Linked DNA regions of Homo sapiens: regions 1, 2 and 4 are each linked to region 3. Evidence: chromatin contacts called from ENCODE Hi-C or POLR2A ChIA-PET data. All regions are on one chromosome and are shown on one strand. Each heading gives the region's core, a stretch centred on a gene start or an enhancer-like site at or near the end of the contact. The rest is flanking DNA. Distances are from core to core; before and after follow the strand shown.

Region 1 (2,700 bases), core at 156-2,655, 3.0 Mb after region 3:
TTTAGTAGACATATCACCTAAGAAGATATATAAATGGCTAACACATGAAAAATGTTCCAAATAATTAATCATTAGGGAAATGCAACTAAAACCAGAATAACGTACATTCAGTTCATACCCACTAAAATGCCTATAATTAAGAGATTGACAATACCAAGTATTGACAAGTATGTGTTGGTAAGATTTTAAAATGACATAGTCATTTGGAAAATAGTTTGAAAGTGTGTTAAAAAGTTAAACCTGTACTTAACAAACGATCCATCAATTTCACTCCTAAGTATCTATGAAGAGAATTGAAGGTTTATGTCTACCTAAAAGCGTACATGGGGGTGTTTGAAGCCACATTATTCATAATAAGTAAAAACTGAAAATAATTCAAATATCCATTAACTGGTGCATAGATAAAGTAAACTATCCATTAACTGGTGCATAGTAGATCTGTACAATGGAATCCCTAGCAGCAGCGAACCAAGGCTTCAAAGTTCCCTAGTGGTTTCTTTGCCCTCACTGCTGCATGCCACAAAAAGACCATGCTATGAAAAGACCAACATCTCCAAGCATAGCTGTAGATGACTTTGCTTTCACTTCTGGTTACAACTGAACTTACTCATTCTTTGTCTTCTAAAGAAGCCATTCATTTCTTGAGAACTTTTCTGGTGTTTGGTTCCAGAATCTGTCTTTTAGATGACAATTTTTTTTCTTCAGAGTTAGACACAGACTCCATGGCATTTTACTATATTTATAGCGTATTTTTATTATAGTTATGAAATCAGTTTTTTTCTTTTTAATGGAGTTCTTTTTCAAGTTTGATTTTTTCTTTTTTCTTTTCTTTTTTTTTTGTGTGTGTGTTTGTTTGTTGAGACAGGGTTTCACTCTGTCACCTAGGCTGGAGTGCAGTGGCATGACCTCAGCTCACTGCAACCTCCACCTCCTGGGTTCAAGCCATTCTCCTACCTTAGCCTCCAGAGTAGCTGGGACTAGAGGTAGGCACCACTACGCCTGGCTAATTTTTGTATTTTTTTGTAGAGACAGGGTTTCACCATGTTGGTCAGGCTGGTCTTGAACCCCTGACCTCAAGTGATCCACCCACCTTGGCCTTCCAAAATGCTGGGATTACAGGCGTGAGCTACTATGCCCAGCCCCGAATTTGATTTTATTATACCAATATTATCTTCTCCCCCTCCCACAGTTCCCCAAACACTTCTCTACACACTCTGGTCTGGCACAGTTTCAAATTTGTGGAGTTGATATCTGGGGCTCCTACTGGAAGGAGGATAAAAACAGAAGGAATTTGGCACGGGGCTCCTCCATCTTCCACGCATGCGGCATTTGTTCTGAGAATGTCAGCTCCCTCACAGTGCATGTCAGAATGGCATGCCAGCATGGGCCTCTGGTCTAGCACACAGAAAGGGTGAAGAGTACACATGGTGACCATTGTCACTTTGCAGATTTCCTGCCTCCCACTCACATGTCTGAGACCAGTTTTGCTACTGTTGCACCGCTAACCACAGAAGCCAGAAAGGGAAACGACTTTCTTTCTTTTCTTCTTTTTTTTTTTTTTTTTTTGAGATGGAGTCTCACTTTGTCGCCAGGCTGGAGTGCAGTGGCACGATCTCGGCTCACCGCAACCTCCAACTCCCTGGTTCAAGCTATTCTCCTGCCTCAGCCTCCCAAGTAGCTGGGATTACAGGCATGCACCACCACACCCAGCTAATTTGTGTATTTTTAGTAGAGACAGGATTTCACCACGTTGGCCAGGCTGGTCTTGATCTCCTGACTGTGTGATCCACCCGCCTTGGCCTGTCAAAGTGATGAGATTACAGGCGTGAGCCACTGAGCCCAGCCAGGGAAAATAAGTTTTCAATAGAGAATTTTCTATTAAGGAAGAGAGTGTTCTTTCAGCAAAGACAGGCTTTAGCCACACCTGTTTTTATAAGGATTTGAGGGGAGGGAAATATGCCAAGAGACAACTTCAGAAGTTTATAAAGACAAGAGCGACCTCTCCAAAACAGCTAGGAGAGTGGGTCTTTAGTGGTGAGGTCTTCATCTCTGTCTGATCTCTCTAGGCTGAAGGAAAGATGTGAATTTGCTGTGAAGGGATATTCTCCTCAAGGACACTTACCATCTGTTTCCTGGGGATAGGAAGGTAAGTCATCAGTGTCAAGAACCTTACTGGTAAAACAATAAAACAATGTATTCATTCGGATTTGTGCTCTTTAAGTGAGAGGGGTTCTAGAACAGCCTTTCTGTCTGGACCCCTTGATGGTAAACCATCCCGTGTGAGGTCTGCTCTTTACTGTGTGGACGAGGCCAGGGCTGTTATTTGACATCCGTGGCCACAGCCCACAGTCTAACGTCGGCCAGCTCCGGTGTGATTGTACTTAGTACATCAGTAGTCATGAGAAAACTGGCTAAGAAAACACAGAGCTTCAACTGGAACAAAATATTATACGTGCAACACCCATGACCGTGTGGCTGTTTTATCCCCATTGCTCCTTTCTTTTCTGCAGAAGGTTCTTTTTAAATTTTAACGTATATTTGTCCAATTGTTTGGTAATGCATTTCCATGTTTTCAGAAATAGTGAATCAAATCTGGACTGGAACAACACTCCCTCACTTACCTCCTGCACCCAGCGCCTGCCTCGCTGTGGGAATGCCCCATCCTTGGTGTCTTAAAATTTGCAGAGCTTCTTTACTTGT
Region 2 (2,700 bases), core at 191-2,690, 3.2 Mb after region 3:
TGCATCCCACCGAATATTCGGAGTCAGCACAGACCCCGTCATAATAGAGTAGGTAAGCAATGCTTACCTGTCAAATGAATGAATGAAACACCCGATTCATCCCCCAAGCCAGCTTAATACATTAGATGATCTTATGGACTGAATAAGACATCCCTCCTTTTAAAGAATATTTTTGTTTTAGCTTCACATCAGCAAACCCCGAACGGTTCATCCTAAGATAAGCCTGGTAGAGAGGAAAGATACTAACCTTCTAGGGTCCTAAAGTGGAACTAGGAACTTATTAGATATGCACATTCTCAGGCATTATTTCCGATAGCCCAGTCAGAGAATTCTGGGGGTATGGCCCAGCAATCTGTTTTAACAAACCTTTCAGGTAATTCTGATACACACTAAAGTTTGAAAGGTTTCTTTAAGGCTTTCCAGTTTTCTTTTCTTTTTTGGAGGGATGGGGGGGGGTCTCCCCATGTTGCCCAGGCTGGTCTCGAACTCCTAGCCTCAAGCTATCCTATCCTCCCACCTCGGCCTTCCAAAGCATTGAAATTACAGGCATGACCCACTGCGGCTCGCCTCCGTTTCTAACTTAAAAAAATTTTCTTTGGAGGGGAGCCTTAATCCTTTCTATTATCCTGCTAGTAGAATCTTACTACTCCTGAGGGTAATCTTTGTCATAATCCAAAAGCCTTGAATAAAGGCCTATTTGTATAGTTATGCAGAATATATTCCTGGGAGGTTTGCCTTCCTAGGAGCACAGGTCGGCCCTGGGAGGTGGGGGTTGGGGGGCAGGGCTGCATTCTAAAGTCCTGTAACAACGCACAAGTACAACTGAATAGAACTCGGAACAAAGGCATCAGGGCCACGGTGCAAGTCTTTGTTCATCCGTTCCCCGACTGCTCACCCTGTCTGATACCGCTCTTTTCCACCCAGAAAAGCAGCCACTCAAGTTTTAAGAATGGATGTATGCCGCGGACGTTTTCGATTAGGCCGTTTTCTCTCAGGCACTGGAGGATATTCGTGGCTGCAGGAGGCGCTTCCACCCTTTCCTCAACCTAGCAAAGAAGTAACTGAAACTAACCCAAGGGTTACAACCGAAAAGCCCCTTCCAGCTTCAGAAGCAGAACTGGAAGCTCGGATAGACTTCTCCGCCTCTACACTCCTGGAAAACCCGCAGTGGATTTCACCAACTTCAGGATCGGAGCCCAGGCAGGCGAACGTACCTTATTGCGCATGCTCGCTAGCCCCTCCCGCTCGGAGCGGAAGGGGGAGCGCTGGGGGCCTGGGCCTGGCCTGGCCGGGGCGTCGGCACCGGCGGCCATCTTGGCTTCCCGGGGAAAGGCGGCGTGAGGGGAAGAAGTTGTAGGGTGGGGGCAGGAGTGAGGAGGAGGGAAGAGAGAGGGGGAGGAGGCCGCGGCGGGGCAGGGCGGGGACTGCCTGCCTGCCTGGGTTGCGGAAGTGATAGCCGCCGACCGAGCCTGCTGCTTTCTTGCTACTGCTTCGGCTTCCCGGCTACCCCCCGGACGGTGAAGGCGGCCCAGCTGTGGATGGTCAGATAGCCCTTGTCTCCCGCCGCCAATCTCTGGCCCCTAGCAGCACGGAGCAGACGGCGGCAGCAGCAGCAGCAGGCGAGGAGGAAGATGGCGGGACGGCTGCCGGCCTGTGTGGTGGACTGTGGCACGGGGTAAGGGGGCTTACGGGCGGGGGTGGGGAAACTGAGGCGGAGGAAGGAAGATGGCGGGGGAGGGAGGAGGCCGGGAAATGAATGGTGCGGCGAGGTGCCGCCGCCGGCTGTCAGTCCTAGACCCGCCGGCCAGCGAGGGGTGGGGCCCGCAGCCAGGGCCTCGCGGGTCCCCTCGTTTCTCCCTCCTGGGACTGGGGCGGGGGCGCGGGCCCGAGATTCAACCCCCAACCCTCCCAGCGGCTTTCTCCGCGCGACCCCTCCCGGCCCTTCCCCCACTACGGTGGGCAGCGCCGCCCAAAGGGCGCTGGGGACGGTCGTCTTGGGGGTGGTCCCCGGGCCCGACCCATCCGGCTTTCCTTTCCCTCCGCGCCCGTTTTTGCCAGTCGGTTTGGGGACCCAGGGGCCGAGCTCGGGGACTGGCCTGGCAGGGGAGCTAGAAAAGAGAAGCGCTCCTGGTAGGTTTGACAAGATCGCTGTGACAACATTCTGCCCAGGGTGTGGGTGGGGAAAGGGAAGAATCGGACTCTGAAAATGGGAACCTACAGTGGGGCTTTCATTTGACCACCCACCTTCTCCTTTCGACTCCTGGTCATTTCCATCTCCCTCTGCGTTTTAACCGGTGAACCAAGTCACATTTTAATTCGAGGGAGAAAGATGTCATGTGTTACTTCTGTAGCCTCAAAAAAGTCCCCCAGTGAGCAAGCGCGCTGCAACTTCCTTAGTTTTGTCAAAGCCGCTTCCTGCTTTCAGTCTTTTATACCCTTATAAGGTAGTTTTTAGTTTCCAACCTGAGCACATCTTACTAGAACTTTTAAGCAGGTTTTAAAGAGACTGAATTACCGGTGCTTGGTGTCCATTTATATGACTTAAAAAAATGTACTTATGTTTCATGGAGTGGGGGAAAGGAAGCACCCTGGAAAATAAACTAATTTAAGTTGTATTCGTTCATTCTGTGATGGTATCTTGAAGGAAGCAGGAAGGTATAGAGGTATATAGGAGGGTGTTTAAGTTGCAAATAGTTACTC
Region 3 (2,700 bases), core at 109-2,608:
ATATACTGTTATATTTTATGTGTGGTAAAGGCAAAAAATGTATACAAACGTGCAGACATTTAATATATTATAATAATGTAAATATTTATATTTCCAAAAAGAAACTAGAAAAACGGTTACATGTGACAGAGTGGGACAGTAGTCAGGTACAGGAGTTCTCGGTAAATACTGTTCTAAATCTTCTTTTAGTCATATAAACGCATTGCTTATTTTTAAAACTAAAAAAAATAATAATTCTGAAGTTTGAATGTCTCTCATGTCTTATAGCAGAGGGACAAATCCCTATTTCAGAACCTTTCTTCCAAAATATGTCTAGTAGGCTCGCCCAAGGTAAACATTTCATATTCTAACACCAACCACATTTCTCTAGTAAAATGACCTAAATGCACTGTAATAGTAAAACATCCAGTTCATTAAAGCACATTAATCTTTAGTAAGTCAAAACAGGACCAGGAATATCTGCTTTACCTTTAAAAAAGGGGCGGGGGACTTCTGAAAGAAAATAATTTGCTGGCTAGGTTGAAGGTTACAGAAAAAGTCTTAGAGCAAATGGATTTTTGTTTTGACTGCATTTAACAATCTCGGTCTTCTGATCGCAAAGAACTGATAAAACGGACCAGTTTTACTTCCTGAACCTATGACTTAATTGTTTTAAATGCCTTTAAGTAACAGTCTGGGTAAATCATCTAAGTCATAAAACAAAGGCGTGGGAACTTTAAGTAAAAAGTGAGTGATGTTAGCAGGTTGGCACACATCACTCAATAATGAGCAAAGCTATTTTTTTTCAATTTTTTTTTCTTAAAGTACCCTGTATTCAAAGACTTTTAAAAAATAGCAGTGAGATTATGGATAGGAGAGCAACTTTAAATTCGTTCCCTACTGTAGTCGAATTGTTAAATACGTGACTTTGAAAACGTATCACAAAATCTAAACACAAGGTTCAGGATTTTTGTTAGGTTGAACTGTCAGGAGGGGATTCCTTACAAAGAATAAACGAGAGCTCTGAGGGCCTAACGAATTATCCAGATTGCTCCAAACGGCCACCGCGGCGCAGATGGGCGGACAAGCGCCGGGCCTCAGCGGAACCCAAGGTGCCGGAGCCCTCCCCGGCTCTCAAGCAGCCCACGGCCTTGCTGGGTGGGACACATTCCAAACCCAGGAAGGGGGCGAAGGGGGCAAAAGAAGGCAGGTCTGGGGCGGGCCGGGCCCGAACCCCAGGCGCCCCAGCCCCCTGGGCTTCCCCACCCCACCAGACGGACACTTACTGAAGGACATTTTCCGGGGTGTCCATGGCCAGAGGACGCTGGCCGGCAGCGGCCAAACCTGAACCGCAAACTAGAAGCCGCCGCCGATTCGAATACCCCGCGCAGCCGCAGTCGGCTCGCCGAACGTTTCAGGGCGCCTGCCCATTGGTGGCGGCGGCAGAAGGTTGGCCAATCACCGGGGCCGTTGCTCGGAGGTCAAGTCCCACCTCCCTCCCTTGAGCCAGTAGCTCCTCCCACTTCCCGTGGTTTTCGGTTGAACCGAAACCTGGCCGTTGGCTGAGCGAGCGCGGGGTGTTTGGGATGCGGCACGGCGAGGGGGAGCAGGCTTGGCTCGGGCGTAGGGAATTGGTTTTTTTGTTTTAGCTATCCAGGTTGTGACTGGTTTACATAATTACACGATTAAGCCATCATTGTAGGAAAGGCTTTGCAGGAGAAAAATGTCTTAACTGGAGGTCTTTGAGACAGAAAAACCCTGCCTCAGCCCTTGGGTCCTGAGAGTCGCGTTTCTTCTCCCCTTCGCTTAAATATGTAAACCAGAATCATTATGTTTGGTTCATGGAACGGAGGAAAAAAATCCGTGTGCAGGGTCGAGACTGTCGTGGCGGAAGCCGCAGCACCCGGGAGGCAGGTGGGGAGAAAAAACGGGACCTGCTGCCGGGGACCCCTCCCGCTTTCTGGCAGTTTTCTATTCAGCGTCCTCGGCTGTGAGAAAACATCCCAGATGCTGAAACCAATAGTCTTAGCCCAGAATCTCAAACGCCGTGGCAAAGAGGGAGTGACGACGGCCTGTGGAAAAACCTGAGGAGTTTTGGGCTTAGCGCCTTCATGTAGAGGGGACGTGGAGGCGGGGAGGGCGTTCTAGGGTCGGCTGCGTAATTATACGAGGCACTGGAAAGTGATGGGTTAGTGTCCTTGGAGTAGACCCCTGGGTTTTATTGAACTGATCTGAAAGGCTGGGCCCTGAGCCACACAGGGGACCTGTCAAACAGCTTCAAGCGGAAGATGGGGCTCACGGGACTGGACTCTCTCTGCAGCCAGCTGTAATTAACACAAAAGCAGAAGAGTTTGGGTAGATTATAGAATGCCAGCTTTGAACATCTTTTGGGGGACAGGGCACTCTGGGAGACCAAGTTCTTAGACACCATAAAATCAAAAATAGACACCTCTTTGTAGAGGAGTCCAGATGTCTAAAGAGGAAATATGTAATAGGCTGATGTTTCTTTTGTTTTTTGTTTGTTTGTTTTTTGAAAAGTTAAAATACTAAGTTTATAAAGTGAAAAAGTTACAGTAAGCTAAGGTTGACTTATTGGAAAAAATGTGCTTATACTATGGAATGAGACCACCACTTCTCCTGTTGTCCCTCCCAGCTTCTTCTCCACCACCTCCCCTTTTCCCTAGTTTATAAGACAGGAGAAAAGTGAGACAGCAAAAAGTT
Region 4 (2,700 bases), core at 25-2,524, 3.1 Mb after region 3:
GAGAACATTAGTATAACAGAAACATTTGACTTTTGTTAGCTAATGTTCAGTGTGAAAGTTACATAGAGGATAAACGTGGAATCTACCTTGTCTTAAGAGCCCTTCTGAGATCCTCAAGAGCAATGCCGGAAAACTTGGCAGATCTCAGTCTAAAAGGAGGTGAAGAACTCAGCACCCCTAAAAACAACCATGAAATTATGCTATGAAAACGTGAATAACTCAAGGTAAGATTCATCACATCGTTTTTTACTCTTCATCTTCAAACTCAAAGCAAATCAATGAAAAGGACCAAAATGTGTTAAACATACTTGCCACCTTTCTCAGTACTTTCATGGTATCCACTGCACGCTTCAGATTATACTTAGAGAGATACGCGATACGGGGCGGGCAGGGAGGGGGAGTAATATACAACATACGGCACATTTAAGAACAGTTAACTACCAGAAAATAGCTTCTCTGAGTTTCACAAATACGGAACTCCATTCACCTCTCCATCCAGAGGAATCCATCCCTGGGGACAGCGTCTAGACACTGTTTCTAAAAGTGTCTTTTCTGTCCCTGATCTGCTGGAGTGGAATTTGGTTATCGGAGAGTAAGTGATTTGCTGTGGGTCTTGAAGGCACCTTTCCAATCTCTTCAAGTGGTAAAAGAAAAGGATTCTCCATGCTCCTCCACCCACCTCTATCAAAACATCCAGTCATTTTAAAAGAAACAGCTGGGAAAAGAAATCATCCTTCTGTTTTGGAGCGGGGAAGACAGTTAAGGCAGCGACGCCTCCCCGGGGAGCCGAGGCGAGGGCGCACGCACGGCTTCCTCAATTGCCAGCGGTGGGCGCAGGGCTCCGGCGCCCCTGTCAGCTCCCGCTCCCTCCGCCCCTAGAGACCTTCACGGTTTCGGTCAAGGCGCTCCTGCTGCCACCGAGGGCAGGAGGTGGTGCTGCTGGTGGGCACTCCGTCCCGGTTTGGGCTCCGGTGATGTCGGGGCCCTTCCCTGCCTGCCTACCTGGCCTTCCTGCCCCGCGATGGCGTCGTGGCGGCACCATGAGCGGACCGGTCAGGCCCCGCAGCCGCCCAGCGCCACGGCCGCGGCCTCGGACTCACAGAGCTGTCACCGCGCCTGACATCGCGCCGCACTGGAGGCCCAGCTCCTGAAGACGCGGTGCCCCTCAGGGAGAGGCTCCCGACACCACCCAACTCCACTCGGCCCAGGAGGGCGTGGAGCGGGTGAGGGGAAGGGACGGCACAGTCAGCTATGGCCGCGGAGGCCCGGAGATCTGCTCTGGCCCCGGCCCCGCCCCCGGCTTGCCCTCCGCGCGGCCCCGCCCCCAGTCCCCAGCCCGGAAGCGGTGGCGCGCGGGTGACGTCATAGGGGCGCGACGGCGGACTGCGCGCGGTCGCGTATGCAGCGAGGCTTGGCGGAGCTAGGGGAAGTAATGCGAGGCTCTGGTCGCCGAGCGAGGGCTCGCGGCGGCGAGGCGAAAGAAGAGAGAAGATAGGAAGAAGGGAAGTAGGGCGAGGTGGAGGAAGAAGAGGAAAGCGAGCGTGGGTGTCTGGGGCAGAGCAAAGGACGAGGGAGTGGCTAAACCTCCGCCCGCCTTAGAACGAAAGCTGGCCGTTCCGTTTCACAAACTGCGAACCTGAAACTTCGGATATCCCTTTCTCGATGACAGCCGAAACGCAAAGTGGCTTAGAGTACTTTTGATTCTTGAAACCTTTTGTATATAAACAAGATCTCAGCTCTAGGAGTTACAACCTACATCCTAGGCCAAGCTACTTCAACTTCTCTGGTCCTCGGTTTCCTTGTCTACGATAATGATAGTACCTGCCACATTGGTTTTTTGTGTGTATGCTAGGATTGCATGAGTTTACATATGTGAAGGACGTAGATCAATTCATGGCACATAATAAGAACCTCACAGACGTCAGCAATTTTTTGTTCGTTCGTTTGTTTTGAGACAGGGTCTTTCTCTGCCACCCAGGCTGCAGTGCAGTGGCACAATCACAGCTCACTGCAACCTCTGCTTCCCGGGCTCAAGCGATTCTCCAGCCTCAGCTTCCAGTGTAGCCGGGACTACAGGCGCAAGCCACCAATGCCCGGCTAATTTTTATATTTTTTAGTAGAGACAGGGTTTCGCCATGTTGGCCAGGCTGGTCTCGTACTCCTAGTCTTAAGTGATCCGCCCGCCTCGACCTCCCGAAGTGCTGGAATTACAGGCATGAGCCCTGCCAAATGTTGGCAGTTATTAAACTGTATAGATTTGTTCCTTAAATATTTTGACTATTCCATGAGAAAGGTTTGTCCAGCATCTTGATTTCTATCTACAAAACAAAAACAAGACTAAAGGGTTCAGTAATTTAACATCTTGGTCAGATGGCGTGAAGAAATTAAATTTTCTTACTCCTATAGTCGCGATGTAGTGTACCTCTTACCTTTTAAGTCTCGTTTCAGTGAAGTTGAATGCATATTCTAGCAACTAATAAAACAATACCAATGAACATTTTTTAATTGATCGAATCAGTTTCAAACTATCAGCATCAAACACCTCTAATAAGTCATTCAGAAACCTATTGTGCAGAGTAAAAAAAAAAACCAACCAGGCCGGTCGCGGTGGCTCATGCCTGTAATCCCAGCACTTTGGGAGGCCGAGGCAGGTGGATCACGAGGTCAGGAGATGGAGACCATCCTGGCTAACACGGTGAA

Evidence for each region. Hi-C counts contacts between places; a loop is a spot of excess contacts on that map. ChIA-PET counts read pairs that join two places held with the same protein, here RNA polymerase II (POLR2A). Pooled maps may share reads with other maps.
Region 1: a loop to region 3 is called in a pooled map, with 5 times the contacts of the local background. The contact joins the enhancer-like site here to the promoter of BUB1 in region 3. A Hi-C loop is called at or near these places in 2 of 50 pooled maps. POLR2A ChIA-PET finds 5 or more read pairs at or near these places in 2 of 52 experiments (GM10248 and T-cell).
Region 2: a map with no recorded cell type shows a loop between it and region 3 (15-fold over the local background). The contact joins the promoter of ACTR3 here to the promoter of BUB1 in region 3. A Hi-C loop is called at or near these places in 2 of 37 single-sample maps with no recorded cell type and 8 of 50 pooled maps.
Region 4: a map of transverse colon shows a loop between it and region 3 (17-fold over the local background). The contact joins the promoter of SLC35F5 here to the promoter of BUB1 in region 3. A Hi-C loop is called at or near these places in 1 of 168 maps with a recorded cell type or tissue (transverse colon), 1 of 37 single-sample maps with no recorded cell type and 6 of 50 pooled maps.

Annotation. Positions count from the first base shown.
Region 1 is chr2:113,692,311-113,695,010 of GRCh38, forward strand. All of the region lies in intron 1 of LINC02936 (long intergenic non-protein coding RNA 2936), which reads right to left. Among named protein-coding and RNA genes, the nearest start is that of LINC02936, 11 kb to the right of the region's middle. RefSeq lists enhancers at 1,131-1,220, 1,661-1,790. Within about 2 kb of position 1,406, at least 5 of the 41 ENCODE cell types and tissues checked have a DNase peak (open chromatin) inside an H3K27ac peak, as active enhancers do.
Region 2 is chr2:113,888,649-113,891,348 of GRCh38, forward strand. It overlaps ACTR3 (actin related protein 3), which reads left to right and starts at 1,441. Exons shown (of 12, transcript NM_005721.5): 1 at 1,441-1,675. The coding sequence starts at 1,632. It overlaps ACTR3-AS1 (ACTR3 antisense RNA 1), which reads right to left and starts at 2,344. Exons shown (of 5, transcript NR_110174.1): 1 at 2,245-2,344. LOC124906071 (a long non-coding RNA gene) reads right to left here and starts at 1,119. Exons shown (of 3, transcript XR_007087205.1): 1 at 1-1,119. RefSeq lists enhancers at 812-1,121, 1,242-1,331, 1,364-2,019, 2,102-2,151, 2,202-2,381 and silencers at 1,412-1,471, 1,712-1,971.
Region 3 is chr2:110,676,705-110,679,404 of GRCh38, forward strand. BUB1 (BUB1 mitotic checkpoint serine/threonine kinase) reads right to left here and starts at 1,359. Exons shown (of 25, transcript NM_004336.5): 1 at 1,266-1,359. The coding sequence starts at 1,291. It overlaps LOC105373554 (a long non-coding RNA gene), which reads left to right and starts at 1,508. Exons shown (of 2, transcript XR_923189.4): 1 at 1,508-1,893. RefSeq lists enhancers at 615-1,535, 1,536-2,456, 1,969-2,028, 2,289-2,378 and a silencer at 1,059-1,458.
Region 4 is chr2:113,755,368-113,758,067 of GRCh38, forward strand. SLC35F5 (solute carrier family 35 member F5) reads right to left here and starts at 1,275. Exons shown (of 16, transcript NM_025181.5): 1 at 1,003-1,275; 2 at 87-177. The coding sequence starts at 1,042. RefSeq lists a silencer at 1,201-1,430 and enhancers at 1,641-1,820, 2,001-2,050.